Linked DNA regions of Homo sapiens: region 2 is linked to region 1. The links are chromatin loops, found by intact Hi-C in ENCODE. Cell type or tissue: mammary epithelial cell. All regions are shown on one strand. Each heading gives the region's core, and the rest is flanking DNA. Links, peaks and the distances in the headings are about the cores only. Region 1 has its middle 61 kb from the start of XCR1. Region 2 holds the start of LOC105377067 (a long non-coding RNA gene).

Region 1 (15,697 bases), core at 3,304-11,303:
GACTTATTACCCATTTAAAACTTTGGCCAAGCATGGTGGCTCACATCTGTAATCCCAGCTACTTGGGAGGCTGAGGCATGAGAATCTTTTGAACTAGGGAGGCGGAGGTTGCAGTGAGCTGAGATTGTGCCACTGCACTCCAGCCTGAGTGACAAAGCGAGACCCTGTCTCAAAAACAAAAACAACAAAAAACCCCAGCCCCCCTGCCAAACAAACAAACAAGAACTTTATTAGAAGCAGCACAAACAGGAGCTCTCAAGAAGGAAATCGACCTCAGGAAAGATAAAGGAACCAAGTTTTCCCCAGAAACAGGCTTATGATGTGGACTTAATGATAGACCAATCTTTCCCTTAGGGCTTCAATTACCCTTTAAATGATGTGTTTATGAGCTGACTCATTGGAATCCAGATGAAACGACAGCTTGGGGAAAGCAATATTATTGGAAACCATCCCCTCTTGTTTATTCTTGCTGATGGTTTGTCCCAAACATAATCCTGGAAAACTCCTTCATAGGTTACAGGGACATTTTCCTTTACCTTTAGGACCCTTTGATATATGGCAATTGGACTTTATCCAGCTGCCCCTGTCTCAGGGTTATAGATATGTTCTGGTGCTAATTTATGTGTTTTCTCATTGGGATGAAACCTGCCCGTGCCAATGAGCCATGGTCCAAGTAGTAAGAAAATTGTTATTAGAAAAGATAATTCCTTCATGGGGAGTTTCATCTGAGCTCCAGAACGGCCAAGAAACACATTTTACTGGTCAAGTAATTCAATCCATTTGCAACATTTGGCCTATATTCCAATTGTGCTTTTAACCCCCAATCCTCTGGACTGGTGAAACACACCAATGGTATAATAAAAACTCAATGGCCAAACTAATTGAAGTTTTTAACCTCTCCTGGCCAAAGGCTGTCTCATTAGTTCTGCTCAGCCTGTGATCCACACCATTTGGAAAACACCAGCTCTCTCTCTTCAAAATAATAACAGGAAGGCCCACGTGACTAGATGAAGGAACTTATGAACTTGCATTTCTTAAAGGTGATATCCTCCATTACTGCCACAGTCTCAGAATACTTCTTATTAAGAACTCAAAATTAATCAAGAGTTCCTTCTGCAGAGAGCTCTGGGGAGATGAAATCATCAAAAATCATGGCCTGTAACTGGAGATTTCTTTTTTCTTTTTAAAGGTCTCTGATGTCTAATATTTGACAGACCAGTGAAGTAGTTTTGGCATTGCAAGCATTTTTGCCCTTTGTGAATTTCCCACTAGAGTGATTTGCAACTATTCCTTTTCTTTTTTTCTTTTTTTTTTTTAAAAATCTTATTCTAGATTTGGGGATACACATGCAGCTTTGTTATAAGGGCATATTGTGTGATGCCGAGGTTGGGGTGTGGTTGAACCCGTCATTCAGGTAGTGAGCATAGTACCCAATAGTTAGTTTTTCAGCACTTGCCTCCCTGCCTTCCTTTCCCTTCTCATAGTTCCCTGTGTCTCTTGTTTCCGTCTTTATGTTCGTGTGTACCCAATGTTTAGCTCCCACTTACAAGTGAGAATATGTGGAGATTTTGATTACTGGAAAGGATGTCGAATAAAAGATTCCTTCTCACCCAGTGGGAAGGGACCATATCAGGTACTATTGGCCAATCCCTGTGCCACTAAACTTAAAGGCATTGATGCATAGATTCATATTTCTCATTTTAAAAAGACAACCCTACCTGAGGGGACGTCTTTCATCATGGGAGATCTTAGTGGAATTGACTTGCAGTCTTCCTGACCAGAATGGAAAGTAGCTGACATTTGTGGTCACCTGTTTTCACCCAAGATACCAGACCAAGCCTGTATAACTTGTTCTTCATGATTCTAATGCCTACCACACCTGAAATATTTGCTCTCCTTTTTCTATTGACTGGAATACTTATGGCGTTAGGCCTCCATACTGTGAGTATCCTCTCTTGGATAAAATTGTTTTGGTAAAATCATCATATATATATTTATATGTGCATATATACATGCATACACACACACACACACACACATATATTCTCTTAGGATATATGTAAACAAATGCCTATAATCAGGCTCCTTTTTTTTTTTTTTTTTTTTTTCCTTTTTTTAGAGATGGGGTTTTGCTCTGTTGCCCATGCTGGAATGTAGTAACATGATCATAACTCACTGCGGCCTCCAACTCCTGGGCTCAAGCAATCCTCCCGACTCAGCTTCCCGAGTAGCTGGGGCAACAGAAGTGCACCACCACACCCAGCTAATTAAAAAAAAAATTGTAGAGAAGGGTCTTGCTATGTTGACCACACTGGTCTCAAACTCCTGGCCTTAAGTAATTCTCCCACCTCGGCCTCTCAAAGTGCTGGGATTACAGGCATTAGCCACTGCACCTGGCCTAGGTTTCTGTTTTTGCCGTCCCTGATAAATTTGACTGTAGCATGGAGGGATAATTCTCTGATCAGAATCCCACACACCATTGCCACTGCTGGAAATCTGAAGAGATGCTGGGTTTGCTACCCTAAACCAAAAACTACTTTTGACCACAATGACCCACTGGTACATTCTGCCCTAAATTTCACCAGTGTTCATGATAGCACTTGTAACACAACTCAGGGCCACATAAAAGCAAACCTGTTAATCAGGTCTGCCTGACTCATCCTAACCTGTTTGTCCTATGTTTCAATGTAACTCATCAGAATTCTTTTGTCAAAAATCACTGCTGCGTTACTCACTAATGACAGTACTAAAATCCATGATGTTGTTAGAAAATCCAAAGAAAACAGCCCCTCCAGCTATCAGGATCCTGTCTTCTTGCTTTAACATTTCTGACCCATTGATCCAGTAATGCCTCAAAACTGATGTTCTTAAATTATAGTGTACTTATCTGTGCTCCACCAGGATTTATTATAGTCTGTGGAGAAAATCACCAGCCATGGTCCTGTAAGTGTCTAAGAGCATGGAATGTTGAAGGGCAATATGTCTTAGGATATTTCGTTACCCTTCTCTCTATATACAGCTCTGAAGAAACTCAGCACTGGACTAGTTCCCTCAAACTTTTCTCTAGGCATGACTGCAGATCTACCTTAGATGGAGATTCTATTTAGAGAAAATGTGCTAATTATCTGGCTGGCCATCAAGAAGATAGCTCCATGCATTTTTTTTTCTTTGAGAATACTTTTGCCTTTGTTGGATGTAACTTCCCATGAACACATGATCTAAAATCCTTCTAAAACCCTAGGAAACATTGCTGATGAAACTGCTGTCTCCATCACAGCTCAACAAAAAGCTACAGATTTACTGACTAAGGTTGTGCTAGACAATCACATTGCTTTAGATTCTATATTAGCTGAGCAAGGAGGTGGATATGTGGTGGCAAATACCTCTTGTTGTATATACATAAGTATTTCCCATGAAGTAGAAACTCACCTAGGAAAAATCAGGGAAGAAGCTGCTTGACTACAGGTCTCTAAAGAAAAACTGAGATTTAATTTTCTTCAGGAGGTTTTTAGTTGACTCTTAACAGACTAGATTCCTTTTTCATTCTGGCATAAAAATTCTCTTTTTGGTTCTAATCCTATGTGCATTATATATTTCTATTATTCCAATTAATGCTAGATATCTTTCATTGTTTTATTTCTTCTGAGAAAATGAAAATCATGGTATTCCAGAGACTGGCGATGATGGAGCAAACAACAGCAGCTATGTAAGTCAATACTTTGTGGACTCACTTTTGCCATTCTGTATTGTCATCCTGATTCAGCTTTTTGGTGCTCTTAAAATTCCTCACTGAGATGTCTCCACTCCCCCATGTGGGACAGGGCTACCCAGGAATGAGCCTTCCTGGTGACAAGGGACAAGCTGGCACTCAGATTTGTATCATCAGTGCTTTTGAGGAGAAAAATTTGTGATCAAAAGGAAGGAAATGAGAGCAAAAGGAAACTTTTAATCATAGGAATGTGAGCCCTTTTAAATTATCAGTCCCAGAAAAGCATTGGAATGAAAAGCTATCACATCTCATGCCTCCCTTGAGCTAAGTAATTACCTCTTGAAGCCACTTGCTATGTGGACTCTAGACTAACTGATGCCAAGTAGCTATAAAATGCCATGCACTGGACGCCATAACTCATATCCTCCAGCTCAACAATGTAAAGCCAATCCCTAATCAATGTAATTTCTATAAACCAATGAGAATTCCTGCCAACTTTTTATCAGCTCACTCCTTGCTTTCTTTTTGTCTTTAAAAATCCACTTGTACAGATGTAGCTGGAGGCCATTATCCTAGGCGAATTAATGCAGGAAAAGAAAACCAAATACTGAATGTACACGCTTATAAGCAAGAGCTAAACACTGGGCACACAAAGACATAAAGACGGAAACCGTAGACACTGGGGGCTACTAGAGGGTGGAAGAAAGGAGTGGGGTAAGAATTGAACAACTATCTTATTGGGTACTATGCTCACTACCTGGGCGATGGCATCAGTCATACCCCAAACCTCAGCATCTTGCAATATACCCATGTAACAAATGTGCATATGGTACCTCCCGAATCTAAAATAAAAGTTGGATTTTTTTTTTAAAGCCTGAATGCAACAAAAGCTGGATGGAGTACTCCCCAAGGCAACTTGGAAGGGTGTCCTGGGCAGCTGGCCTCACATTGGCTCAAGTAAAGTCTTTAAAATTACATTTTGTGCTCAGCTTCTTCATTTTAGGTGGACAGCACTTGCAGAAAACCTTGCCCCTCTTAAGGAGTTCCTGTAATCATGATAGCTAATACATGGAGCAGCCTATGTCTGCTCTAAGCATTTGACATATATTATTAAAAAAAAAAAAAAAAGGTTCCATCACCGCAAACACAACTCATCACACCGCGAACACAAGAGGCAGGTACTAATGTGATCTACATCTATACAGATTAGGGAACTGAGGCACAAGGAGGCAAGTAACTTGGCCAAAGTCATGCAGCCAGGGAGCATCAAAGCTGGCTTCAGTCTTTATTCCTAACCAGCCTCTTGAATTCCTCTGATGCTTTCGATCTTATCATGACAATTGTTCTGCAGCCTGTATTGTGGTCCAAGTATTTTTTTCTCCATTTTAAACACTTTGAGTTTGCACTCCATCCTGTCTGCCCCTCCCCTTCACAGCAAATTTCTTGAAAGAATAGGCCACGTTCACTCTCCTTCCAGCAGCAAGCCTGCCATCAGTTTTCACTCCCAAGGTCAGGAGTCTGGCCTTGGCCTGGCTCACTGATCTGCCTGTGCACTGTTCCCCAATACTCCCACTCACTTCCATGTCTCAACAATCATGCATAATGCCGGCACCCCCAACCCCATACATTCAGTCCAAACCTCCCTCTTGAGCTACAGATCTACAGTGGTCAACCTTGGTGTAGGGCCTCCTTACTTGGTGTAGTCCTTGGTGTGACAGCAGCATCTGGGAGCTTGTTAGAAATGCAGTTCTGGGCCCAACCCAGACATGCTGAATCAGACTCTGCATTTTAGTAGGACACTCCCCTGACCCAGCAGATTCTTGGGCACAACAGAGTCTGAGCAGTGTGATGTCTTGTGACATAGCAGTTACTGTAATGCTCTCCCATGCCTCTACCTGCTGGTGCACCCATGCCTTAGGTGCTAAGAGTCCTGGCTGCTAACTTCTCATACCTGCACTCTTCTCTGGAGGATGGCTCAAGCCCGTCTGCACATTCCAGTCACCTGGGGATATATTAAAATGTCCAAAGCCAGGCCCCACCACAGGCCAAGGAAATCACAATCTCTGAGGTTGGGATCTGACATCAGCATTTCTGAAGCCCAAGAGTTGCCCTTAGACAGACATGTTTGGGACTCACTACCATAGCTGATGGGTGCTGCCTTGCTTAGAGGTTCTGGAGCTTTCTCATACTCCTCCCAGCTGCCCATGACTAGCGGCTGACTGATGCTGGGCCACAGAAGCTCAGCCACCTGTCGTAGCGAGGGACACCTCTGCAGTGCCTCACCTTACTCCAGCCCTGGGCGTGGCCAGGCTGAGGCCAGACTTCTGCCCACCCTGTCCTCTGCTTTATCCTGCTTCCCTCGCTCCTACACATTTCTCCTGAGAGCCCTTCTCCATGCCTTACTTTGCACAAGAATCTCTTTCTTAGGCTCTGATTTCAGAAATCCAACCCAAGACACAAGGATAGCACCACCCCAGACTCAACTAACACCAAACTGAACTCAAATCTTCCCCTGTGCCTTCTTCTCCTCCTGTGCCACTCCCCTTCTCATCCTCTGATCCTCCACCATCCTCCCACACCCGCCCATTCTGCACATGCTGGCCTGGAGCATGCAATGTCTTGTCATGTTGCTCCTGCCTGAAGTCCCCAGTGTCTCCCTGGCATGCGCAGCAGTGTTTCCTAAAATGGGATTGTATTCTGTGTAGTCCTCAAGTCATCTGGGAGAATTTTTAATTATCTGTTGTCATTTGATAACTTAAAAAATACGTTATTTTATGAGCACATTCTTGATGTCTGGACGGCCACATCTGCCTCCTACTTCCAGTGCCCACACTTCAGCTTAAGATATTTTTGGAACCAAATGATCACTCAAAGAAATAGCTTTTCATTTTCAAAAGTACTGGTAGGTGAGTCTGGCTTATGTTACTTAGGCATGTCCTAATATCAAAATGACAATAGTTATCATGGACCGTACTCATATGACTACTATTACAATAATATTTACAATTTTTGAGTGTTTATCGTAGGCACTGCATGGTACATGCCTTATCTCACTTGATCTTGACACAGCTCTATGAGATAAGTATTGCAAATATCGTATTTGTTTCAGTTATCTATTAGTATCTAAAGAACCACTCAAAACTTAGTGGATTAAAACAATAACAATGTATGATTTCTCATGATTCTTTGGTCTGGAATTTCAGGTGAGGTTCAGCTAGGTAGTTCTTCTGTTCGTTTCTTCCGTGGCTCAGCTTGAAGGTTCAGGAAGAATTCAGTCATGTCTAGTGCTTCAGGTTCCTCCATGTGGACTTTTTTTCTTCATGTGGTTTCTCATCATTTGCTTGTCTAGCCCAAGCTTTACAGTCAGCAGCTGGCTTCCTAGAGACCACCAGCATCACTTCTGCCACATTGTATTTGTCCAAGTTAATCACAAGGTAACCCTAGATTCAAAGGAAGGGAAGTAAACTCCAGATCTTGATGGGAAGACAGCAGGCATGCATGTAGAGGGATGGGAAGAACTATTGATGGCCATATGCCCATTTAATAGATGCGGAAACTGTGTCTATTTATCCCAGCCAACAAGAGGCAGAGTGAGGACTAGAACCCAGGCTGTTGGGTTCTATGGTCTATGCTTTAAGCTATTACGTCATGTTCTACTTTCATTGTATCCCCTATGCCTCACTAAGTCTCAGCTATAAAGACAGAACTCTTTTGTGTGATAGTTCACAATCCAAAGGCACTTTTCAGAGAAACCGATGTCATGAAAAACACAGGGTTCAGGAGAGGCCCAGTGGTCTCATGGTTTTTTCTCTCACACTCCCTCCTTTCTCCATCACTCTCCCAATCACACTCTAGCTGAACTGACCCCTTTGCTCCCCCAAATATGCCTGTGCTTTCCAGTGTTCTGCTCATTTAATACATTGGTCTCTCGTATTTTTCTGTTTTGTCCACTAGAGAGAGGTCTTCTCTTCTTAAAGACAATTCCTCCTCCTGCTTCACAGCCTAGCAGCCACTGCGCTGTGGAAATGTGGTTGGTCTGAATTGAGGTGTGCTTACATACAAACCATACGCCAGATATTGAAGACTTAGTACAATAAAGAGAATGTAAAACATCTTATTAATACATGCAATCAGTTGATTACATGTTGAAATGATATTTTAGATCTATTCAATAAATAAAAGATAATATTAAAATTAATTTCACATTTATTTATTTACTTATTACCAACTCGGTCTTACTCTGTCACCCAGGCTAGAGTGCAGTGGCATGATCTGGCTCACTGCAGCCTCAAACTCATGAGCTTTAGCAATCCTCCCACCTCAGCCTCCTGAGTAGCTTGGACTCCAGATGCCCACCATCACACCTGGCTAATTACCTATTTATTTTTAGATTTAAAAAAATGTAGCTACCAATTTTTTTTTTTTGAGATGGAGGCTCACTCTGTCACCCAGGCTGGAGTGCAATGGCACGATCTTGGTTCACTGCAACCTCTGCCTCCGTCTCCCGGGTTCAAGTGATTCTCCTGCTTCAGCCTCCTGAGTGGCTGGGATTACAGGTGTGTGCCACCACGCCCAACTAATTTTTGTATCTTTAGTAGAGACGGGGTTTTACCATATTGGTCAGGCTGGTCTTGAACTCCTGACCTCGTGATCCGCTCCCCCTCGGCCTCCCAAAGTGTTGGGATTACAGGCGTGAGCCACCGCGCCAGGCCTAACAGAAATTGAAAATTGCATATGTGACTCACTTTATATTTCTATTGGACAGCACTGGTGTAGGGGATGCCTCCTCATGGCAAACTCCAAGGTAACTCTGAAGAACCCTAAGGCTCCAAGGAACCCAGGCTGAAAACCATTAGGTTGATTTGACTCATGAGGAAACTGAGGCTGGAATTGGCCAACAACTTGTTCATGGCTATCGAAGTGGTAGAATGTTGAATTTACATGAAAACCCAGATGTTCTATGCCCTGTTTGTTTTTTTCTCTCCTATCCTGGAGGTGCTTGGATACCATGTGAGGATGTAGGCACAAGCCACTCTGCTGGGCCTTTGAGGTCCTTCATCAGAAAGCTTCACCATCTCAAGTCTGTCTTGGCTGGAGACCCTGGAGACAAGCAGTGACTGCTCCGCCCTTCTTGCCCTCTTGTCTTAAACTACCCTTTTGACTTGCCCAATCCCAGTCCTGCTCCCAGGACCATAGTAACTCTTGCTGGAATAAGTCCAATCTAGTTGGAAGGATGAGAAAACAGAGACAGCTTGGCTTTGTCACTCGCTGACCCCATGACCACAACACTCAGCTCACTGCTGAGCACTCACATAGCCCAGGCCTCTCTTGTGCATGGGTGACTGGTATCCACATGGCCAGTGACTCACATGGGAACTGAAAGCTCCCTTTGGTGGGGCAACTTCTCTAAAGTAGCCCCATGAATCAGCAGTGTGGGGTGCTGGAAAGCAAGGGCTGACCCTGACTTGCAGTCAGTCAGGGACCCTGAGCAGAAGCCCCTGCATCACAGGCTTCCACCACAGCCCGGAAGAGTTGCAGCACTGTGGGCCAGTGGTAGTTCCATGTATAGCACGAGTGGAGGCCCAAGATGCATGTGCATGTATGGGCCTAAGAGGTCTCCATGAATTGTTTCTCTGGGTGGTAGAGAACCCAAGCAAGTGGGAGCCAAGAGTATCTACCCCCGTCCCTGACTCTGTTTCCTGTGAGAGGGGCTGTGTTGGCCCAGGCCTGAGTGTGCCAGGGTTGCTTGGGCAACCACTGCCCCATGCCTGCAGTCTCATCTCTCCTTCTGAAGCCAAATCAGAGAAGTGCAGACTCATGGGGCTATGAGGAAACCCATGTTGTGTGGATCAGCAGTCACAAGGTGAAGGCTCTCTTCCCACTTCTTCCGCAGCTCTAGCTGTGTGGCTTTGAGCTAGTTGCTATATGTCTCTGAGACTTCATTTCTAATTTATGTAATAGGTATATTAATGTTAGTTATACTTTGCTATATAAACAAATCAAGACTTCGTGGCTTAAACAATAAACATTTCTTATACAGTTTCTGTGGGTCAGGAATTTGGGAGTGACTACACAGGGTGGTTTCAGCTTAGGGTCTTTCAGGTATGGAGTTCCTTTGACAAGGTACCTGGCTTCCTCCAGAGTGAGCGATCTAAGACAGCAAGACAGAATTCACACTGTCTTTTATGACTAACCTTTGAAGTCAAGTTCTGTCATTTCTACACTACCCTATTAGTCACAAAAGTCAATGCTATTCAAGGATGGTGCAAACGACTGTGGGCCGTCTGAGGCTGGCTAGCACAATGGAGTTATTAATATCTGCCCTGCCCATCTTACAGAACCATTGAGAGGTTTGGTTTGCACACCCACAGCAAGGAAAATCAGCACCCAGAGGATGCATCTGTGAAGAGTCAAGGCAGCATCTGCTAAAAACAGCTGGTGAAGGGGCTTCTGGGGCTGGAGCCTGGAGACATCAGAAGAAGCTCCGTGAGGAACACGGGGAGAGTCAGCTGTGAAGTTTGGCAGCTCAGAAGCCTTCCTAATGGGAGAGTGGCAAGGTTCCATTGAAGATGGGCATGTGGGATGGGAGAAGTCGCTGTGGTCATTTTTGGAAAATACAGTCTCTCATAAAGGACCAGAGTAATCTCCCATATTTGAAGGCCTGTATTGAGTCATGATTGAATATTTTACTATCTAAGTTAAATAATCTAATTCCAAAGGGTCAAAGACAATTTAGAGTTTGATAGAACCTTGAAGATGCTCTGGTTTAGTCATTGGATTGTAAGATGAAAAACCCTGAGCTCTCAAGAGTTGAAATGGCTTGCCCAGTTTACCTAGCTGGCCAGAGGCACAGCCTCATGGAGAATCCCAGGCTCCTGCTCCCCCTTGCTCCAGCCCACCCTTGGGGAACTCTGATGGTCGCCTCACTGGAATCACCCCCCTTCTTTCTTCCAACAGGCTGATTTTGTTCAGGTATTCACCCTGCCCAAATGGCTTATGTGCTCCAAGGGAAGCTGACCGTGCCATGTTGCTCTACCTATAGCCAAGGCCAGCATGGCAGGAGCAGCTTGCCGCCAGTCTGCAGCAGTGGAAACCTCCACCCCGAGAGCCACAAAGTCAATACTGTCAGTGGAAAACAGAGCTGGGGCCACTGGATTAGGTTGGCACAGGCCTGCTCTGCTGAACTTCCCATTTTGTGAATTAACTGTCTCCTTAGTATTCAAGCCACTTTAAGTTCAGTTTTCTGTTACTTGCAGCTGAAAGAACCCTCAAGAAAGTATTCCTATTTCTGGGATTAATCCTGACTTTGGGAAGGGGAATTTAAGGAGATTTAGCTCAATACTATAGGTCTATGCATCAGGCATTGACAGTGTGCCCCTGACCTTAGCCTGGTTTCTGAGAACTTGGATTTTCTCTCATTCTCTTGATTCAAATCTCTACCTGAGAGCAGCTCCGTCCCTCCAGAACCCATTCTTGGTACTCTTGTCACTCTCAGTTGCTGCTCAGGGCTGGAGTCCTCTCTGCTTCCAAAATTTCACGCTGATGGCTATAGCCTTGTAACCCACTGTTGTCCCAGGTGCCTTCTCACCTGCTGCTTATCCTCCTGGATTTCAGAGAATCACTACTCCTGGAGTCTTCTTTGTTGAGTGCTGAATTCTGCCCCTCTTAGCATATGTCTGGTTGGGCCCAAGTGCTATATGCTCATCTGTTTTTTTGTCTATTACTGTCTTAATCTGTTTTGTGCTTTTATAACAGAATACCACAGACTGGGTAACTTATAATGAACAGAAATTTATTGGCTCATAATTCCAGAGCCTGGGAAGTCCAAATCAAGTCATCTGGTGAGTGTCTTCTTGCTGTGTCATTGCAAAGTAGAAGGTATCACGTGGCAGAAGGCATCATATGGTGGAAGGGAAAAAAGAGAATGAACCCATTCCCTTGAGCCTGTTTTTCAGAGGCATTAATCAATTCATGTGAGCCGAGCCCCCATGATTAAAGACGTTACTTCAGGCCCTACCTCCCTACAGTGTTGCACTGGGGGTTAAATTTTAACATGACTTTTGGAAGAGACAAACATTCAAACCACAGCAGTTATTGAACTATGCAGATTCCAGACACCTAAACTTTCCTGCTGGAGTAGACTTCCTCCTTGCACCTGCAGCTAGACAGATGAAGCCTGCCACTCCCACGGTTCCCTTTGTGTCTTTGTGAGGGAGTCTTCTTGCAGATCATCCTGGTAGACCTTGGGGGAAAGTGCTTGGTTTGGGAGGTGCAACATCCCATAATTACCCCTGCAATGTCTAAACCTTCACAGAACAAAGAATCATCACTAATGTTTCACAATGCACAAGGCTCCTTTGTATGCACTCAAGGTTCATGTTTTATCTTATTTTACCCCTGCTGTTTGGAGAGTGAGGTCCCATGGGGATTTTGAAAGCAACACAAGTTGTTCCTGTCTCCAATAAGTGTTTGAATGAAGTAACAGGTGTGCATAAATAAATATAGTTAGAAAAAGTTAATATCTTCTCACTGAGACATGTGCTTATGTTTGGTTAAGGTCTCTGTTTTCATCCTCATCATCTCTTTGTGGCTCTAAACAATTCTCTTGCATTTGAAAACATTACCTGCTTGCTAATAAATGTTTTTATTTAGGACAGAATTCATTCTGAGCCTTGCTCCTGGGGTAACTTGGATTGAGATAGCAGGGGAGTGGGTGAGTTTCCACTCTTATCTGATGGTGGCAGCTGATAGTAACCAAAAGGAACTTTGTGGTTGTGCATGACCAAATTGTCTTAGGTCAGTTTCAACACCTGGGCAGTAGGAAGCGCACATGCATAAATAAGCAGTGAGAATTTGCTACATATTTTAATAGAGGGACCCAGGGAAAGCTAACCTCACACATAATGTGTCTCGCAAACCCCTTGAAACCTTCCCTGGGCTATGGCAGTGCCTCCCCTCTTCTTCCCTGGCCTTTCCCACAGCACCCAGCTCTGATCCTTGTTTCTACTTCATGCTATGGAAAATCTCTTTCCTTCCACAGAAAATATGGGAACAGCCCAAAGTCCAGGCTGGAAGCTCCCTTTGACTCTTTGAGAAGTGGGCTTCTCAAAGGCCCTTTTTCCTCAAAGAAATCCTCATGCCAGCAGCTACAAAGGTATTTCCTTGATAGTCTTTGCAATGACCATGAAAATACTGATCATTGGAAGGGAAACATGATGGTTCAAGGTTCTTGATAAAGAGTTAGGCATTGTAAATTCTGACCTCCTTGCATTTCCTCATGGTAGTTTTGGGGTGTTGTTCAGATGGATGGAGGGCTGTCAGGCTTGGTTTGCTTCCGGGTCTCTCTAGCCTTCTTATTGTGACAGCCAAAACCATACTCATGGTCCTTCCTGCTGGATTCTGGATGGCTCACCTCCATGGAGGTCCTCTCATTGCTCTGGTTCCAATCTTGTGCTCCAGTTCTGGCTGCTAGGCCTTTGCCTCACTTCCTGGGTCTTCTCTCTCTTCCTCATGGAAATCTGCTCATTCCCTAGTCTCTCTAGAATGGGCCCTGCCTTAGACCCAAAACCCTTTCCCCACCTATTTGGGGGCTGGCTTCCTGACTTAGTGGTTGTGACCCTGAGACATGACGGATGATAGATCTTTCTGATGAAAACTGTCTTCCCCAACCCACACACACACTGAGCTTACAAGGGCACCTTCTACTTCCCAATTTGATCTTGTACAATTGGGAGGTTCTTTTTGGTTAATAAAAGCAGCCACCATTGTAGTAGGTGTTTAGGGCCAGCTCCTCCTCACAGCCTCACTGCAGGTTACCATAAAAGCAAGTCTCAGACTGAATTCTTCCCCCCAAAACAGACATTTATTAGCAAGCAGGCTCACATCAGTCACCTCCTGAGTGTGATAAAGTCCAGCATCTCTGTTCTTTAGGAGGTTCCAACGAGATCTTGCATGAAAGAGAGGTTCAGTTAAGGCAAATATCACAACAGTCTAGTAGTAGGATTGGTGAACCATCTAGTCAGACTGAGGTTGGCCCGCATTCTCCTGAACCAGAAGCTGACACAAATGTCGTGGGTGACATTCCTAAGTAGGGAGGAAGAAAGGCCCATTAGATTCGAATGGCCTGTTCATGTAAGTTTGTGGAGTTTCTTGCTGTGGAGTTTCATGCTTCACTGATGAAAACTCATGTCCATGTTCATTATATTAATGAACAAAACTGCTGGCACTAATCAGAGAAGAAGACAGCTGAAGCACTTGTGGGTGTCCGTCTGGGGTATGGCCTTCCGATTACACTCTAATTACCACCCTGGAGTTGTCTTGATTAGGGCAACTGGCTTCCTCTGGAGTGAAGATTTAAAAGGCTACACCCACACTTAGATTACATTTTCAGTGCCAATATATTTTTAAGTAAATTGCAGATATCATAGTACCAGGGTACTTCAGCCCCTATATTAACAGTAATGAACACATTTCTTTGGTTTACAACATGTTATTTCATGATTTCAGCTCCTTGCAAAGTAAGTCCCCTAAAGTATTTCTAAGCAGCCCCAGGCATCTTACAGAGACTGGCCAATAGTTCCATTTAGCACAGCCCTTGCTTCATCCCTTAACCACTTCCAGCTCCCTTTGCAATGGGCATTCATTGCTTGGCTTGCCTACAACAGCCTTCCCATTCTGGGGGAAAGCTGCTTTTTCACCAATCCAACCATCCCTGTGGTGTGAGGATGAACACACGATCTGCCTGGGCCAATCACAGTGGCCTCATCCCTTTGGCCAAAGCAATTGGCCAGGAATGGGCAAGTGGGCCCACAAAGCCAATCACGAGCCTTCTCTGGGATTTTTTTCCACCTGGAGCTGGTGAGGATGCTGATTCTCCTCCCTGCCATTGTTGGTTCAGAGCTGCCTGCAGGCATGGCTTTGACTTTGTGGGGACAGCTGGACTGAGAGAATGAGTCCAATATGCAGAGAGAATCAGAGACATAGGTTGTTATGGACTGAATGTTTGTGTCCCTCACCCCAAATTCATATGTTCAAGTCCTAACCTCCTATGTGATAGTATTTGGAAGGTGGGGACTTTGGGAGGTAATTGGGTTTAGATGAAGTCATGATGGGATTAGTGCCCTTAAAAGAAGAGGAAGAGGACACACTGAAACTCTCTCTTCAAGTGTGCACACACAAAGAATTGTCATAGGAACACATACTGAGATGCTGGCCATCTGCAAGCCAGGAAGGGGGACATCACTAGAACCAAATCCGTCTCCACCTTGATCTTGGACTTCCCAGCCTCCAGAGCTGTGAAATAGATGCCTATTGTTTAAGCCACCCTGTCTATAGTAACTTGTCATAGCAACCCAAGCTGACGAAGATGTAGGTGAAGAAAGAGGAAGTCCTGGCAATATTCAAATCTTCGAATCCAGTTGTCCTTGGGTTTAGCTGCACCTCTGTACTCTGTGTGATTTGGTTACACAGCCCACAGATTCCCTTTTTTGCTAAAGCTGGTTTGAGTTGAGTTTCTTTCTTTCTTTCTTTTTTTTTTTCTGAGACGGAGTCTCGCTCTGATGCCCAGGCTGGAGTGCAGTGGGGCTCACTGCAAGCCCTGCCTCCCTGGTTCACACTATTCTCCTGCCTCAGCCTCTGGAGTAGCTGGGACTACAGGCTCCTGCCACCACGCCTGGCTAATTTTTTGTATTTTTAGTAGAGACAGGGTTTCACCGTGTTAGCCGGGATGGTCTCCATCTCCTGACCTCGTGATCCAACCACCTCAGCCTCCCGAAGTGCTGGGATTACAGGCTTGAGCCACCGCGCCCAGCCTGAGTTGAGTTTCTGATGAATCCGTTCACTGTCAACAGTCAGTAGTTGCTTTACAGGAGCTTTCACTCCTTATTGAAGCCCTATGCCTGCTATCAAGGACCACAATCACCCACCCTGTCCTTCTGATGCTGCCCAACATGTCTGAATCCTGACCTGAGGATCATCTAGGCCAAAATG
Region 2 (15,697 bases), core at 2,859-10,858, 73 kb after region 1:
CAAGGTCCTTCAATAAGGATGGACACATCAGAGCTTGTGAGTTGTTTATTCAATCACTTAAGAAATATTTGTAGGTGTCTACTATGTGCCAAGCCTGGCTGGATGCTATAAATACAATAGCAAGCAAATTAAATCTACTCCCAAATAATACAATAATGCTCATTCTGGGTTACCTGGACAATGAGCATCTTGGAATTAGGGACACTCCTTCTTCCCAGAGGAGGGGCTGCCCTAGGAGTCTCCTACATTAGAGAAGTAGCACGTTTCTATGGTCCCTGAGGCCTCCAAGTGCCCAGCAGTGGGCATTTCTGGGCACTTTCTTTTCTTTTCTTTGTTTTGTTTTTTTAGACAGAGTCTCGCTCTGTCATCCAGGCTGGAGTGCAGTGGCACGATCTCTGCTCACTGCAACCTCCGCCTCCTGGGTTCAAGCAATTCTCAGGCTCCTGAATACCTGGGATTAAAGGCGCCCGCCACCACACTCGGCTAATTTTTTTTATTATTATTTTTTTTAATTTTTAGTAGAGGTGGGGTTTTGCCATGTTGCCCAGGCTGGTCTTGAACTGCTGAGCTCAGACATTCCACCCGCTTTGGCCTCCCAAAGTGCTAGGAATACAGGCACGAGCCACTGCACCCAGCCTTCTGGACACTTTCATAAATAGCTGGCATCCATGTCCAGGCTGCCAGACCCCCATGCAGTCTGACCAACTTGCTCTCCTACCTGCCCCACAGGAAGTGAAAGCAATGGGCAGCATGGTCTTTCTGTGGAATTCTCACTCATGCTGCCCAGCCAGTGGCTTGGCCAGGCCCTCTACACAACTCTCTGTGGTATGAGAGAGGTCCAGAGGAGCCACCTGCTCTCTCTTGCTGACACTGGCTTGAACATTTCCTCATTTCCCAATAAAGCCTATTCCTTAACCCTTGCATGTGACTCTGCAAGCTTTATTTTATGTTTTGCTGCCCGATAGTGGCATGACAGATGGCCACCACAAAGGGATGCATTCTGCAGGACCTGGCTAGGCCCTTCTGGAAACCATGGAAGAGGTCAATTGGACCACTTCAGGAGTAAAAGAGAATCTCCTGGAATTGAGAGCAGGAAAATCAATGGTTGGGAATGGCCAAAGAGTCCACAGGTCACTGCAGCTCCTGAGGGCAGTCATTTGGGTAGCTGCTGTCCTGATGGCTGCTTTGTCTGGCTATAAGCTGGAGTGGGTGTCTGGCTATAAGCTGGATTTTTCAGAGATCCCAGGGCAGCAGATTTAGGAAGAGAGAAAACCCAGACCTGAGGGTCCACAGACAGCAACATCTGCATGCCCTCTTGGAGGAAGACTAGGAGTCTGTGGCTTGATCCCTTGGATTCTCCTGCTTGGTCTCTCTCCTGGAATACTAACTACTTCTACTCCCATTACCCTTCAGCTCTTAGCTTAGCTTAGATGACACTTCCTACAGGAAGTCTCTCCAACCCCACCCATCAGAGCATTTAATCTCCTTGTGCTGTAATGGGCTGTTCATGTCCCACCAGCTACCGGATGGCAGAAGACCATGCCTTGTTCCCTGTGGTGTCCTCCAGCATTAGTGCTTGGCACACAGTAGGTCCTTCATAAATATTCACCCAGTGAGACACTCAGGGTCCCACACTAAGACCTCTTGGTTATGCTGTAATGATTCAACTTCCACTTGAAGGCCTGAAATCATGCAAAGGCTGCAACCTTGAACACAGAGTCCAGAGGCCTAGAGTCCATGGGGAAACCAGAAGGCAGGCTGCTTGTGGAACCACAGTAGAGAAAGGACAGCAGGACTTTAAAAGTACATTTCCTGCCTAAACTAGGTCACCAATGTGTATGGCACAGCTGGTCTGGTCCCCTGGACAATGCTGTCACACTCTGAAGGCTGATGGAAGTCTATTTTGCCTGCTCGGAGGTGGATAGGTGGAAATCAGAAGGTATAGCAGCTCTCTGCACCCTCATCTATGGGGACATTTTAAAATCATCCCAAAGAAAACCATTCACAGAGTTCTGGGGTCATTTGAAACCCTCCAGGGTCCTGAAATGGGAGGTCATTTTTCTTGAACTGGAAGGGAGACAAGTCCCATGACCAACCTTGTTCAGAACTCCTGGCTCCCTTCCTAATTTCCTTGTTGTCCGTATGCCTAAGTTCAAGAATTTCATATACATGGAATCAAACAGTATATAAACATTTGAGATCAGCTTTTTCACTCCATGTAATTCCCCTGAGATTTGCCCAAGTTGTTGCAGGTACTAATGCTTTGCTCCTTTTTATTGCTTAGAAGTATTCCATGGTATAGATGTGCCACGGTTTGTTTAACCATCCACCTCTTGAAGAATATTTAGGTTCTGGCTAGTTTTGGGCTGTTATAAATAAAACTGCTAAAAATCAATTGGCCATATGTGTATAGGTCTATTCCTGGGTTTTCTGTTCTGTTCCATTGGTCCAGGTGTCTATCCCTCTGCCAGTATTGCACTGTCTTGGTTATTATAGCTATATAGTGAAACTGAACACTGGGCAGAGTGATTCCTCACACTTTATTTCTCTTTTTCAAAATTGTTTTAGCTACTCTAGGTCCTGTATCTTCCTATGTAAATTTAACAATAAGCTTCTCTACAATTGTTGTTTGCAATTGTTGTAAAGTGATTGTTAACATTAAGCTTGTCAATGTCTACAAAAAAAAAAAACTTTTCTAGGATTTTGGTATAAATTGCAGTAAAATGAGGCATTTGACATCTTTATAATGTTGAGTCTGTTGTTGAGTCTTCTGACTCATGAATATGGCACGTCTCTACATTTCTTTAGGTCTTCTTTGATTTCTTTAATCAGCATTTTGTAATTTTCAGGATATAGATCCTTACATATTTTGTTAGATTTTGAGTACTTCATTTTCTTCGGAGCAATTGAAAATTGCATTGTGTGTATGCGTGTGTTTTTTAGAGACTTAATTTGTTATAAACAGTTTTAAATTCACAGCAAAATTGAAAGGAAGGTACAGAGATTCACCATACTACCCCTGCCCTGACACATGCATAACGGCTCCTATTATCAACATCCTCCACCAGAGTAGTACATTTTTGACAATTGATGAATCTACACTGACACATCATAATCACCCAAAGTCCACAGTTTACATTGGTGTTCACTCTTGGTATTGAACATTTTTTGGGTTTGAACAAATGTATAATGACATGTACTCTCTTCTGGCTTGTAGAGTTTCTGCTGAGAGATCAGTTGTTAGTCTGATGGGCTTCCCAAGTATTTGCTCTTATAATATCATTCAGAGTATTTTCAATGTTCTAAATTTCTCTTTGCTCTATGTATTCATTCTTTTGTTCCCTGCCAACATATTGTGTTTTAATTTTTTCTTTTTGTATATTTGTTAGTATATTAAAATGCAATTGATTTTTTTAAACTTCTGTTTTAAGTTTAGGGGTACATGTGCAGGATATGCAGGTTTGTTACACAGGTAAGGATGTGTCATGGGGGTTTGTTGTACAGATTATTTCATCACCAAGATATGAAGCCTAATAATATTCATTCGTTATTTTTCCTGATCCTCTCCCTCCTTCCTCCATCCTTCCTACCCTCTGCCATCTGGTAGGCTCCCGTGTGTGTTGTTCACCTCTATGTATTCATGTGTTCTCATCATTTGGCTCCCACTTGTAAGTTAGAATGTGTGGTATTTGGTTTTCTCTTCCTGAATTAGTTTGCTAAGGATAAGGGCCTCTAGCTCCATCCATTCCTTGCAAAGGACATGATCTCATTCCCTTTTATAACTGCATAGTATTCCATGGTATACATGTACTAGATTTTCTTTATCCAGTCTATCATTAATGGGCATTTAGGTTGATTTCATGTCTTTGCTAGTGTGACTAGTGCTACAATGAACATATGCATGCATGTGTCTTTATAATAGGGAAAGATTTATATTCCTCTGGGTATATACCCACTAATGGGATTGCTGGGTTGAATGGTATTTCTGCCTCTAGGTCTTTGAGAAATCACCACACTGTCTTCCACAATGGCTGAGCTAATTTACACTCCCACCAACAGTATAAAAGCATTCCTTTTTCTCCACAGGCTCAGCAGCATCTGTTGTTTTTTGACTTTTTAATAATAGCCATTCTGACTGGTATGAGATGGTATCTCATTATGGTTTTGATTTGCATTTCTCTAATAATCAGTGATGTTGAACTTTTTTTCATATGTTTGTTGGCTGCATGTATGTCTTCTTTTGAGAAGTGTCTGTTCATGTCCTTTGCCCATTTTTAATGGGGTTGTTCGTTCTTTTCTTGTAAATTTGTTTAAGTTCCTTATAGATGCTGTATATTGGACCTTTGTCAGATGCATAGATGGCAAAAGTTTTCTCCCATTCTGTAGATTGTCTGTTTACTCTATTGATAGTTTCTTTTGCTATGCAGAAGCTCTTTAGTTTAATTAGATCCCATTTGTAAATTTTTGCTTTTGCTGTAATTGCTTTTGGCATTTTTGTCATGAAATCCTTCCCTGTGCCTATATCCTGAATGGTATTGCGTAGGTTTTCTTCTAGGGCTTTTATAGTTTTGGGTTTTATGTCAAAGACATTTAAGTTTAAAAGCATTTAGGTCTTTAATCTATCTTGAGTTGATTTTTGTATATGGTGTAAAGAAGGGTCCAGCCTCAATTTTCTGTATATGGCTAGCCAGTTCTCCCACCATTTATTAAATAAGGAATCCTTTCCCCATTGCTTGTTTTTGTTAGGTTTGTCAAAGATCGGATGGTTGTAGGTGTGTGGTATTATTTCTGGGCTCTCTATTCTGTTCCATTGATCTATGTATCTGTTCTTGTACCAGTACTATGCTGTTTTGGTTACTGTAGCCCTTTAGTATAGTTTGAAGCTGGGTAGCATGGTGTCTCCAGCTTTGTTCCTTTTGCTTAGGATTGCCTTGCCTATTTGGGCTCTTTTTGGGTTCCATGTGAATTTTAAGATAGTTTTTTCGAATTCTGTGAAGAAAGTCAATGGTAGTTTAATGGGAATAGCATTGAATCTATAAATTGCTTTGGGCAGTATGGCCATTTTTATAATATTGATTCTTCCTATCTATGAGCATGAAATGTTTTTCCATTTGTGTCATCCCTGATTGCTTTGAGCAGTGGTTTGTAGTTTTCCTTGCAGAGATCCTTCACTTCCCCTGTTAGCTATATTCTTAGGTATTTTATTCTTTTTGTGGCAATTGTGAATGGAAGTTCATTCATGATTTGGCTCTGTGTTTTGCCTGTTGTTGATGTATAGGGATGCTAGCAATTTTTGCACATTGATTTTTATATCCTGAGACATTGCTGAAGTTGCTTATCGGCTTAAGGAGGTTTTGGGATGAGACAATGGGGTTTCTTAGCTACAGGATCATGTCATCTGCAAACAAAGATAATTTGACTTCCTTTCTTCCTATCTGAATACTCTTTATTTCCTTCTGTTGCCTGATTGCTCTGGCCAGAACTTCTCATACTATATTCAATAGGAGTGATGAGAGGGGGCATCTTTTTCTTGTGCTGCTTTTCAAGAGGAATGCTTCTAGCTTTTGCCCATTTGGTATGATATTGGCTGTAGGTCTGTCATATATGGTATGTTCTTATCATTTTGAGGTATATTCTTTTTTTTGGAGATGGAGTCTCGCTCTGTCACCCACGCTGGAGTGCAGTGGCACAATCTCCGCTCACTGCAACCTTCATCTCCTGGGTTCAAGCAATTCTCCTGCCTCAGCCTCCTGAGTAGCTGGGACTACAGGCATATGCCACAACTGCTGGCTAATTTTTTGTATTTTTAGTAGAGATGGGGTTTCACCATGTTGCCCAGGCTGGTCTTAAACTCCTGAGCTCAGGCAATCTGCCTGCCTTGGCCTCCCAAAGTGCTAGGATTACAAGCATGAGCTACTGTGCCTGGCCGTCTTTAGTTCTGTTTATGTGATGAATCACATTTATTGATTTGTGTATGTTGAACCAACCTTGCATCTCAGGGACGGAGCCTACTTGATCATGGTGGTTAAGTTTTTTGATGTACTGCTAGATTTGGCTTGCCAGTGTTTTGTTGAGGTATTGTCAAGTGTATTGGCCTGAAGTTTTCTTTTTTTGTTGTATCTCTGCTAGGTTTTGGTGTCAGGACGATGCTGGCCTTATAGAATAAGTTAAGGAGGAGTCCTTCCTTTTCGATTTTTTGGAATAATTTCAGTAGGAATGGTACCAGCTCTTCTTTCTACATCTGGTATAATTCAGCTGTGAATACTTCTGGTCCTGGGCCTTTTTTGGTTGGTAGACTATTACTGCTTCAATTTCAGAACTCGTTATTGGTCTGTTCAGGGATTCAATTTCTTCCTGGTTTGGTCTTGGGAGGGTGTACGTGTTCAGGAATTTATTCATTTATTCTAAGTTTTGTAGTTTGTGGGCATATAGGTGTTCTTAGTAGTCTCTTATGGTTATTTGTATTTCTGTGGGGTCAGTTGTAATATCTCCTTTATCATTTCTGATTGTGCTTATTTGAATCTTTTATCTTCTTTATTAGCCTAGGTAGTGGTCTATTTTATTAATTTTTTCAAAAAGCCAGCTACTTTATTTGTTGATCTTTTGAAGGTTTTTTTGTGTCTCTATCTCCTTCAGTTCAGCTCTGATCTTGGTTATTTCTTGTCTTCTGCTACATTTGGGGTTTGTTTTCTCTTGGTTCTCTAGTTCCTTTAGTTGTGATGTTAGGTTATTAACTTGAGATCTTTCTAGATTTTTGATGTGGGTATTTAGTGTTATAAATTTCCCTCTTAACAGTGCCTTAGCTGTGTCCCAGAGATTCTAGTATATTGTATCTTTGTTCTCATTAGTTTCAAATAACTTCTTGATTTCTGCTTTAATTTTACTTTTTACCCAAGAGTCATTCAGGAGCAGGTTGTTCAATTTCCATGTACTTGCATGGTTTTGAGTAGATTTCTTAGTCTTGAGTTCTAATTTGATTGCACTGTGGTACAGGAGATTCATTTGTTATTATTTCAGTTCTTTTGCATTTGCTGAGGAGTGTTTTACTTCCTGATTATTTGATCAATTTTAGAGTAAGTGCCATGTGGAGATGAGACAATAATATATTCTGTTGTTTTTTGGTGGAGGGTTCTGTAGATATTTATCACGTCCATTTGATCCATAGCTGAGTTCAGGTACTGAATATCTTTTGTTAATTTTCTGTCTCAATGATCTGTCTAATATTGTCAGTGGGGTGTTAAAGTGTCCCACAGTTATTGTGTGGGAATCTAAGTCTCTTTCAAGGTCTCTAAGAACTTGCTTTATGAATCTGAGTGCTCCTGTGTTGGGTACATATCTATTTAGGACAGTTAGCTGTTTTTGTTGAATTGAACCCTTTACCATTATGTAATACCCTTCTTTGTCTTTTTAAATCTTTGTTAGTTTAAAGTCAATTTGTCAAAAACTAGACTTCAGCCCTGGCTTTTTGTGTTTTCCATTTGCTTGGTAAATTTTTCTCCATCCCTTTATTCTGAGCCTATGTATGTCTTTGCATGTGAGATGGGTCTCTTAAAGACAGCATACCAATTCCTTATCCAGTTCGCCACTCTGTGTCTTTTAATTGGGGCATTTAGCCCATTTACATTTAAGGTTAAAGATAATATTGTTAAATGTGAATTTGATCCTGTCATCATAATGCTAGCTGGTTATTTTGCAGACTGGTTTATGTGGTTGCTTCCTAGTGTCACCTGTCTGTGTATTTCAGTGTGTTTTTGCAGTGGCTGGTAACAATTTTTCCTTTCCATGTTTAGTGCTTCCTTCAGGAGCTCTTTTAAGGCAGGTCTGGTGGTAATGAATTCTCTCAGCATTTGCTTGTCTGAAAAGAATCTTATTTCTCTTTTGCTTATGAAGCTTAGTTTGGCCACATATGAAATTCTGGGTTGGAATTTCTTTTCTTTAAGAATGTTGAATATTGGCCTCCAATCTCTTCTGGCTTACAGGGTTTCCACTGAGAGGTTTGCTGTTAGTCTGATGGGCTTCCCTTTGTAGGTGATCTGGCATTTCTCTCTGGCTGCCCTTAACATTTTTTTTTTTTTTTTTTTTTTTTTTCATTTTGACCTTGGAGAATTTTATGATTGTGTCTTGGGGATAATCTTCTTGTGGAGATGGAGTTCTCTGCGTTTCCTGAATTTGAATGTTGGCCTGTCTATCTAGGTTGGGGAAATTCCCCTGGATGATATCCTGAAATATGTTTCCCAAATTAGTTTCATTCTCTCTGTCTCTTTCAGGTATCTCAATCAACCATAGATTCGGTCTCTTTTTACATAATCCCATATTTATTGGAGATTTTGTTCATTCCTTTTCACTCTTTTTTTCTCTATTCTTGCCTGGCTGTCTTATTTCAGAAAGTCAGTCTTCAGGCTCTGAGATTCTTTCCTCTGCTTGGCCTAATCTGCTTTTAATACTTGTGATTGCATTGTGAAGTTCTTGTAGTATGTTTTTCAGCTCTACCAGGTTTGTTATGTTCCTCTCTATACTGGTTATCTTGGCTGTCAGCTCCTGTATTGTTTTACCATGATTTTTAGCTTCCTTACATGGGGTTACAACGTGCTTCTTTAGCTCAGTGAAGTTTGTTTTTATCCACATTCTGAAGCCTACTTCTGTCATTTCAGCAATGTCGTCCTCAGCCCAGTTCCAAATCCTTGTTGGAGAAGTACTGTGGTCATTTGGAGGAAAGAGGGTCCTCTGGCTTTTTTAGTTTTCAGTGTTTTTGTCCTGATTCTTTCTCATCTTTGTGGGCTTATCTACCTTGGATCTTTGAAGTTGCTGACCTTTGGATAGAGTTTCTGTGGGGTTTTTTGTTTCTGTTTGTTTGTTCATTTTTCTTTTAACAGTCTGGCCACTTTTCCATAGGGCAGCTGTAATTTGTTCTGAATCTGCTCCGGACCCTAGTCACTCTGGATTTTCCAGCACCTAGAGGTATCACCAGTGAAGGCTGCAAAACAGCAAAAATGGCAGCCTGCCCCTTTCTCTGGGAGCTACATCCCAGGGGGGTATGGATCTGTAGGAGGTGGCTGCAGACCCCAGTTGGGAGGCCTTACCCAGTCAGGAGGAACAGGATCAGGGAACTGCTTAAAGAAGTAGTCTGGCTGTGTTTTGGTAGAGCAGCTATACTTTGTTGGGGGAATCCCTTCAGTGTGCAATCAGTTTGGGCTCTCCAAGGCTGAGATGCCCAAACAGGAAAGGTGGTAGCCCTCAACCCCCTACCCCCAGCCCCTGCTGCTGAGCTCTCTGTCCCAGGAAGACAACAGAAAATTGTCAGCCATAGAACACTGGTAGGGGTGACCAGAGACCCTGGCTGGGAGGTCCTGCCCAGCAAGGAGGAATGGGTCAGGGTTCCATTTAAAGAAGCAGTCTGGTCATGCCTTGGCAAAGCAGCCATACTGTGCTGGGGTGTTGCCTCCTCCCCAGTCTGTTTGGACTCTCCAAAGCTCACAGGCTGGAATACCCGAGTGACCCAAACAGCAAAGGTGGCAGCCTGCCCCTCCTAGTGGTCACTCTGTCCTAGGGAGAAATTTGAACTCTGTCAGCCATAGGATATGAGTTGGGGTGGCTGAAGGTCCTGGATGGGAGGTCCTGCCCAGTGAGGAGGAATGGATCAGGGTCCCGCTTAAAGAAGCAGTCTGGCCACAATTTGGTAAACCAGCTGTGGTATGCTGGGAGATCCCTTTCTTGTCTGGTCAGTTTGTACTCTCCAAAGCCCACAGGTTGGAATGGCTGAGTCATCCAAACAACACAGGTGGTGGCCTGCCCCTCCCCGCAGGCACTCTGTCCCAGGGAGAAATCAGAACTCTTTAGAATATGGGTGAGGGTGGCTGGAGGCCCCGGATGGGAAGTCCAGCCCAGTGAGCAGGAGTGGATCAGGGTCCCACTTAAAGAAGGAGTCTGCCCACATTTTGGTAAAGCAGCTGTGTTGTGCTGGGCGAATCCCTTTCTTGTCTGGTTCATTTGGACCCTCCAAAGCCCACAGGCTGGAACGGCTGAGTCATCCAAACAAAAAAGGTGGCAGCCCATCCCTCCCCCAGGAGCTCTACCCTGTCTCAAGTAGGTGCTACCCTGTTGCTGGTGGCTGGCTGGAATTCCAAGCCAGTTGATCTTATCCTGTGAGGTCCCTTGGAAGTGGGGCCCACAGACTGACGCTGCTCTGCTTCCTGGATTCAGCCCTCTTCCTAAGGGTATGTATGGACCTCTTGTCTTGCTTAAGTTGTAGTCATGTTTGCCAAAGATCCCAGAGTAGATTATGTAAAGCTCCTGGGCCTCTGTGCATGCCTAAGCAGCTGCTCTGCTGTGACTCCACACAGCTCTGTGTGTCAGACCCAAGGCCCTGGTGGAGTGGGTTCATGAGGGGGATCTCCTGATCTGAGGGTTGCAAAAATCTGTGGGAGAAGCATGGTTTCCCTGGGTCACACATTCACTCACGGCTTCTCTTGGCTGGGAGTGGGGGTTCCCTTGGGTCTGTGTTGCTCCTGGGTGGGCTGACATCCTGCCCTGCTTTTCTACATTCTCCGTGGGTTGAACAGTTTCTCTGATCAGTCCTAATGTGAGCACCTGGATGTTTTAGTTGAAGGTGCTGAATTTACTCACCCCTTTTGTCCATCTCCGTGAGTGCCACACCCTGTAGCTGCTTCTAATCGGCCATCGTGGCCCCAACTTCCAATTTTAAAATAAATATTTTAACTTTTATTTTAGGTGCAGGGATACATGTGTAGGTTTGTTATATAGGTAAACTTGTGACTTGGGGGTTTGGTGTACAGATTATTTTGTCACCCGGGTACTAAGGATAGTACCTGATAGTTTGATTTTTTTTCTGAACCTCTCCCTTCTCCCACCTTCCTCCCATGAATAGGCTCCAGTGTCTGTTGTTCCTCTCTTTCTGTCCATGTGTTCTCATTATTTAGCTCCCGCTTCTAAGTGAGAACATGTGGTATTTGGTTTTCTGCGCCTGCATTAGTTTGCTGAGGATAAGGGCCTCCAGTTCCATCCATGTTCCTACAAAGGACATAATCTTGTTCTTTTTTATAGCTGTGTAATATTCCATGGTGTATATGTACCACATTTTCTTTATCCAGTTTACCATTGATTGGCATTTAGGTTTATTCCATGTCTTTGCTATTGTGAACAGTGCTGCAATGAACATACAAATGCATGTGTCTTTCTGGTAGAACTCTTTATATTCCTTTGGGTATATAAACAACCCTAGCAGTACCCAGTAGTGGAAGTGCTAGGTTGAATGGTAGTTCTGTCTTCAGTTCTTTGAGGAATTGCCACACTGTCTTCCACAATGGTTGAACTAATTTACACTCCCACAGCAGTGTATAAAGGTTCCTTTTTCTCCACAACCTCTCCGGCATCTGTTATTATTTGACCTTTTAAAATAGCCATTCTGACTGGTGTGAGATGGTATCTCATTGTGGATTTGATTTGCATTTCTCTAATTATCAGTGATATTGAGCATCTTTTCACATGCTTTTTGGCCACATATATGTCTTCTTTTGAAAAGTATCTGTTCATATCCTTTGCCCACTTCTTAATCGGGTTGTTTTTTGCTTGTACATTTGTTTAAGTTCCTTGTAGATTCTGGATATTAGACCTTTGTCAGATGTATAATTTGCAAATATTTTCTCTCATTCTGTAGGTTTCCTATTTACTCTATTGATAGTTTCTTTTGCTGTGCAGAAACTCTTTAGTTTAATGAGGTCCCATTTGTAAATTTTTGCTTTTGTTGCAATTGCTTTTGGCATTTTCATTATGAAATCTTTGCCAGATTCTGTATCCAAAATGATATATTCTTGGTTTATTCCAGGGTTTTTATAGTTTTAGGTTTTACATTTAGGTCTTTAATCCATCTTGAGTTGATTTTTGTATATGGTATAAGGAAGGGGACCAGTTCCAATCTTTTGTATATTGCTAGCCAGTTATCCCTGCCCCATTTATTGAATAGGGAGTCTTTTCCCCATCGCTTATTTTTGTCAGCTTTGTCAAAGATCAGATAGTTGTAGGTGTATGGCTCTATTTCTGGGCTGCCTATTCTGTTCCATTGGTCTATGTGTCTGTTTTTGTACCAGTACCATACTGTTTTGGTTACTGTAGCCTTGTAGTATGGTTTGAAGTTGGGTAATGTGATTCCTCCAGCTTTGTTCTTTTTGCTTAGGATTGCTTTGGTTATTTGGGCTCTTTTTCAGGTTTTATATAAATTTTAGAATAGTTTTTTCTGTTCTGTGAGGAATGTCATTGGTAGTTTGATAGGAATGGCATTGAATCTATAAATTGCTTTGGGCAGCATGGCCATTTTAACAATATTGATTCTTCCTACCCATGAGCATGGAATGTTCTTCCATTTGTTTGTGTCATCTTTGACTTCTTTGAACGTGTTTTGTAATTCTCATTGTAGAGATCTTTCACCTTCTTGGTTAGCTGTATTCCTAAGTATTTTATTCTTTTTGTGGCAGTCGTGAATGGGATCATGTTCCTGATTTGGCTCTTGGTTTGGGTGCTCTTAGAGTATAGGAATGCTACTGATTTTTGTACATTGATTTGTATCCCCAAACTTTGCTAAAGTTGCTTATCAGCTCAAGGAGCTTTTGGGTGGAGATTCTGGGGTTTTGTAGATATAGAATCATGTCATCTGCAAACAGGGATGGTTTGACTTCCTCTCTTCCTATTTGGATGCCTTTTGTTTCTCTTGCCTGATTGCTTTGGCCAGAACTTCCAATTCTATGTTCAATAGGAGTGGTAAGAGTGGGCATCATTTTCTTCTGCTGGTTTTCAAGGGGAATGCCTTCAGCTTTTGCCCATTTAGTATAATGTTGGCTACGGGTTTGTCATAGATAGCTCTTATTATTTTGAGGTATGTTCCTTTAAGGCTTAGTTTATTGAGGGTTTTTAACATGAAGCAATGTTGAATTTTATTGAAAGCCTTTTCTGCATCGATTGCGATAATCATGTGTTTTGGTCTTTGGTTTGGTTATGTGATGAATCACATTTATTGATGTGTACATGTTGAACCAACCATGAATCCCAGGGATAAAGCCTACTTTGATCATTGTGGATTAGGTTTTTGATGTGCTGCTGGATTCTGTTTGCTAGTATTTTGTTGAGGATTTTTGAATCTATGGGTCATCAAGGATATTGGCCTAAAGTTTCCTTTTGTGTATGTGTGTCTATGTCAGGTTTTGGTATCAGGATGATGCTGGCCTCATAGAATGAGTTAGGGAGGAATCCCTCCTTTTCAAATTTTTGGAATAATTTCAGTAGAAATAGTACCAGCTCTTCTTTGTGCATCTGGTAGAATTCAGCTGTGAATCCTTCTGGTCCTTGGCTTTTTTTGTTGGTAGGCTATTTATTACTGATAATTTCCAAGCTCGTTATTTGTCTGTTCAGGGACTTATTCTTGACTCACTGTTGGGAGGATGCATGTGTCCAGGAATTTATCTATTTATTTTAGATTTTCTAGTTTGTGTACATAAAGGTGTTCATAGTAGTCTCTTACGGTTATTTGTATTTCTGCAAGGTCAGTGATAACATCCTCTTTGTCATTTCTGATTGTGTTTATTTGAATCTTCTCTCTTTTCTTCTTTATTAATCTAGCTAGTGGTCTATCTTATTAATTTTTTCAAGAACAAATTCCTGGATTTGTTAATCTTTTGTATGCTTTTTCATGTCTCTATCTCTTTCAGTTTGCCTCTGATTTTGGTTATTTCTTGTCTTCTGCTAGTTTGGGGTTTGTTTGCTCTTGGTTCTCTAGTTCTTCTAGTTGTGATGTTAGGTTGTTATTTGAGATCTTTCTAGATTTTTGATGTGGGCATTTAGTGCTACAAAATTCCCTCTTAACAATGCCTTAGCTGTGTCCCAGAGATTCTCGTGTGTTGTGTCTTTGTTTTCATTAGTTTAAAATAACCTCTTGATTTCTGCCTGAATTTTATTACTTACCCAAGAGTCATTCAGGAGCAAGTTGTTCAGTTTCCATGTAATTGTATGGTTTTGAGCAATTTTCTTGGCCTCAATTTCTACTTTTATTGTGCTGTGGTTCGAGAGTATAGTTAGTATGATTTAAATTTTTTTTGAGTTTGCTGAGGATTGTTTTATGTCCAACTGAATGGTCAATTTTAGAGTACGTACCATGTGGCAATGAAAAGAATGCATACTCTATTGCCTTTGGTGGAGAGTTTTGTATATGTCTATTAGGTCCATTTGTTCAAGCATTAAGTTCAGGTCTGGAATCTCTTTGTGAATTTTTTGGTTTGATAATCTGTCTAATACTGTCAGTGGGGTTTGAAGTGTCCCATTTTATTGTGTATAAATCTCAGTCTCTTTGTAAGTCTCTAAGAAATTGCTTTATGAATCTGGGCACACCTGTGTTGGGTGCTTACAGAGTTAGGATAGTTAGATCTTCTTGTTTAATTGAACCCTTTACCATTATGTAATGCCCTTCTTTGTCTTTGTTTTGTTTTGAGATGGATCTCACTCTGTCACCCAGGCTGGAGTGCGGTGGCGTGATCTCGGCTCACTGCAAGCTCTGCCTCCCAGGTTCCTGCCATTCTCCTTCCTCAGCCTCCTGAGTATCTGGGACTACAGGGGCCCGCCACCACACTCAGCTAATTTTTCTGTATTTTTAGTAGAGACAGGGTTTCACTGTGTTAGCCAGGGTGGTCTCGAGCTCCTGACCTTGTGATCTGCCCACCTTGGCCTCCCAAAGTGCTGGGATTACAGGTGTGAGCCACCGCGCCAGGCCCCTTCTTTGTCTTTTTTGTTCTTTGTTGGTTTAAAGTCTGCTTTGTCTGAAATTAGAATTGCAACCCCTGCTTTTTTGTGTTTTCCATTTGCTTGGTAGGTTTTTCTCCATCCTTTTATTTTGAGACTATGGGTGTCATTGCACAAGAGTTGGGTCTCTTGAAGACAGCATACTATTGGGTCTAGCTTCTTATCCAGGTTGCCACTCTGTGCCTTTTAACTGGGGCATTTAGCCCATTAACATTCAAGGTAAATCATTGATACGTGTGGTTTGATCCTGTTATCATGTTGTTAGCTGGTTACTATGCAGACTTCTTTGTGTGGTTGCTTTACAGTCACTGGTCCATGTACTTAAGTATTTTTGCAGTGGCTGGTAATGGTCTTTTCTTTCCATATTTAGTGCTTCTTTCAGGATCTCTGGTAAGGCTGGTATGCTGGTAACAAATTCCTTTAGCATTTGTTTGTGTGAAAGGAGTCTTATTTCTTCTTTGCTTATGAAACTATTTTGGCCAGATGTGAAAAAATCTTGGTTATAATTTCTTTGCTTTAAGAATGTTGAATATAGGCACCCAATCTTTTCTGGCTTATAGGGTTCCTGCTGAGAGTTCTGCTGTTAGTCTGATGGGCTTCTATTTGTAGGTGGCCTGTCCTTTTTCTTTAGCTGCCTTTAACATTTTTTCTTTCATTTCAATCTTGGAGAATCTGATGATTATGTGTCTTGGGGATGATCCAATTGTGAAGTAACTTGCAGGGATTCTCTGCATTTCCTGAATTTGAATGTTGGCCTTACCAGCTAGGTTGGGGAAATCTTCATGGATGATATTCTGAAATGTTTTCTAAGTTGCTTCCTTTCTCCCCATTTCTTTCAGGAATGCCAGTGAAGCATAGATTTAGTCTCTATGTAATTCCGTATTTCTTGAAGGTTTTC

Evidence for each region. Hi-C counts contacts between places; a loop is a spot of excess contacts. Peaks named below come from ENCODE experiments on the same cell type or tissue, not always from the same donor. Only the 100,000 strongest peaks of a DNase experiment are listed, where the experiment ranks them.
Region 2: a loop joins it to region 1, with 11 times the contacts of the local background. A loop is called at or near these places in 4 of 110 quality-filtered maps.

Annotation. Positions count from the first base shown.
Region 1 is chr3:46,080,391-46,096,087 of GRCh38, forward strand. It overlaps a transcript of XCR1 not described here. Among named protein-coding and RNA genes, the nearest start is that of XCR1, 61 kb to the left of the region's middle. RefSeq lists an enhancer at 9,109-9,158. In mammary epithelial cell, for the core only: a CTCF peak has its summit at 7,667 (motif pointing right); DNase peaks (open chromatin) are centred at 9,051, 9,551 and 9,961; H3K27ac peaks cover 842 bases.
Region 2 is chr3:46,153,649-46,169,345 of GRCh38, forward strand. LOC105377067 (a long non-coding RNA gene) reads left to right here and starts at 9,826. Exons shown (of 2, transcript XR_940805.3): 1 at 9,826-10,214. In mammary epithelial cell, for the core only: a CTCF peak has its summit at 9,522 (motif pointing left); DNase peaks (open chromatin) are centred at 9,763 and 10,203; H3K4me3 peaks cover 438 bases; H3K27ac peaks cover 1,517 bases.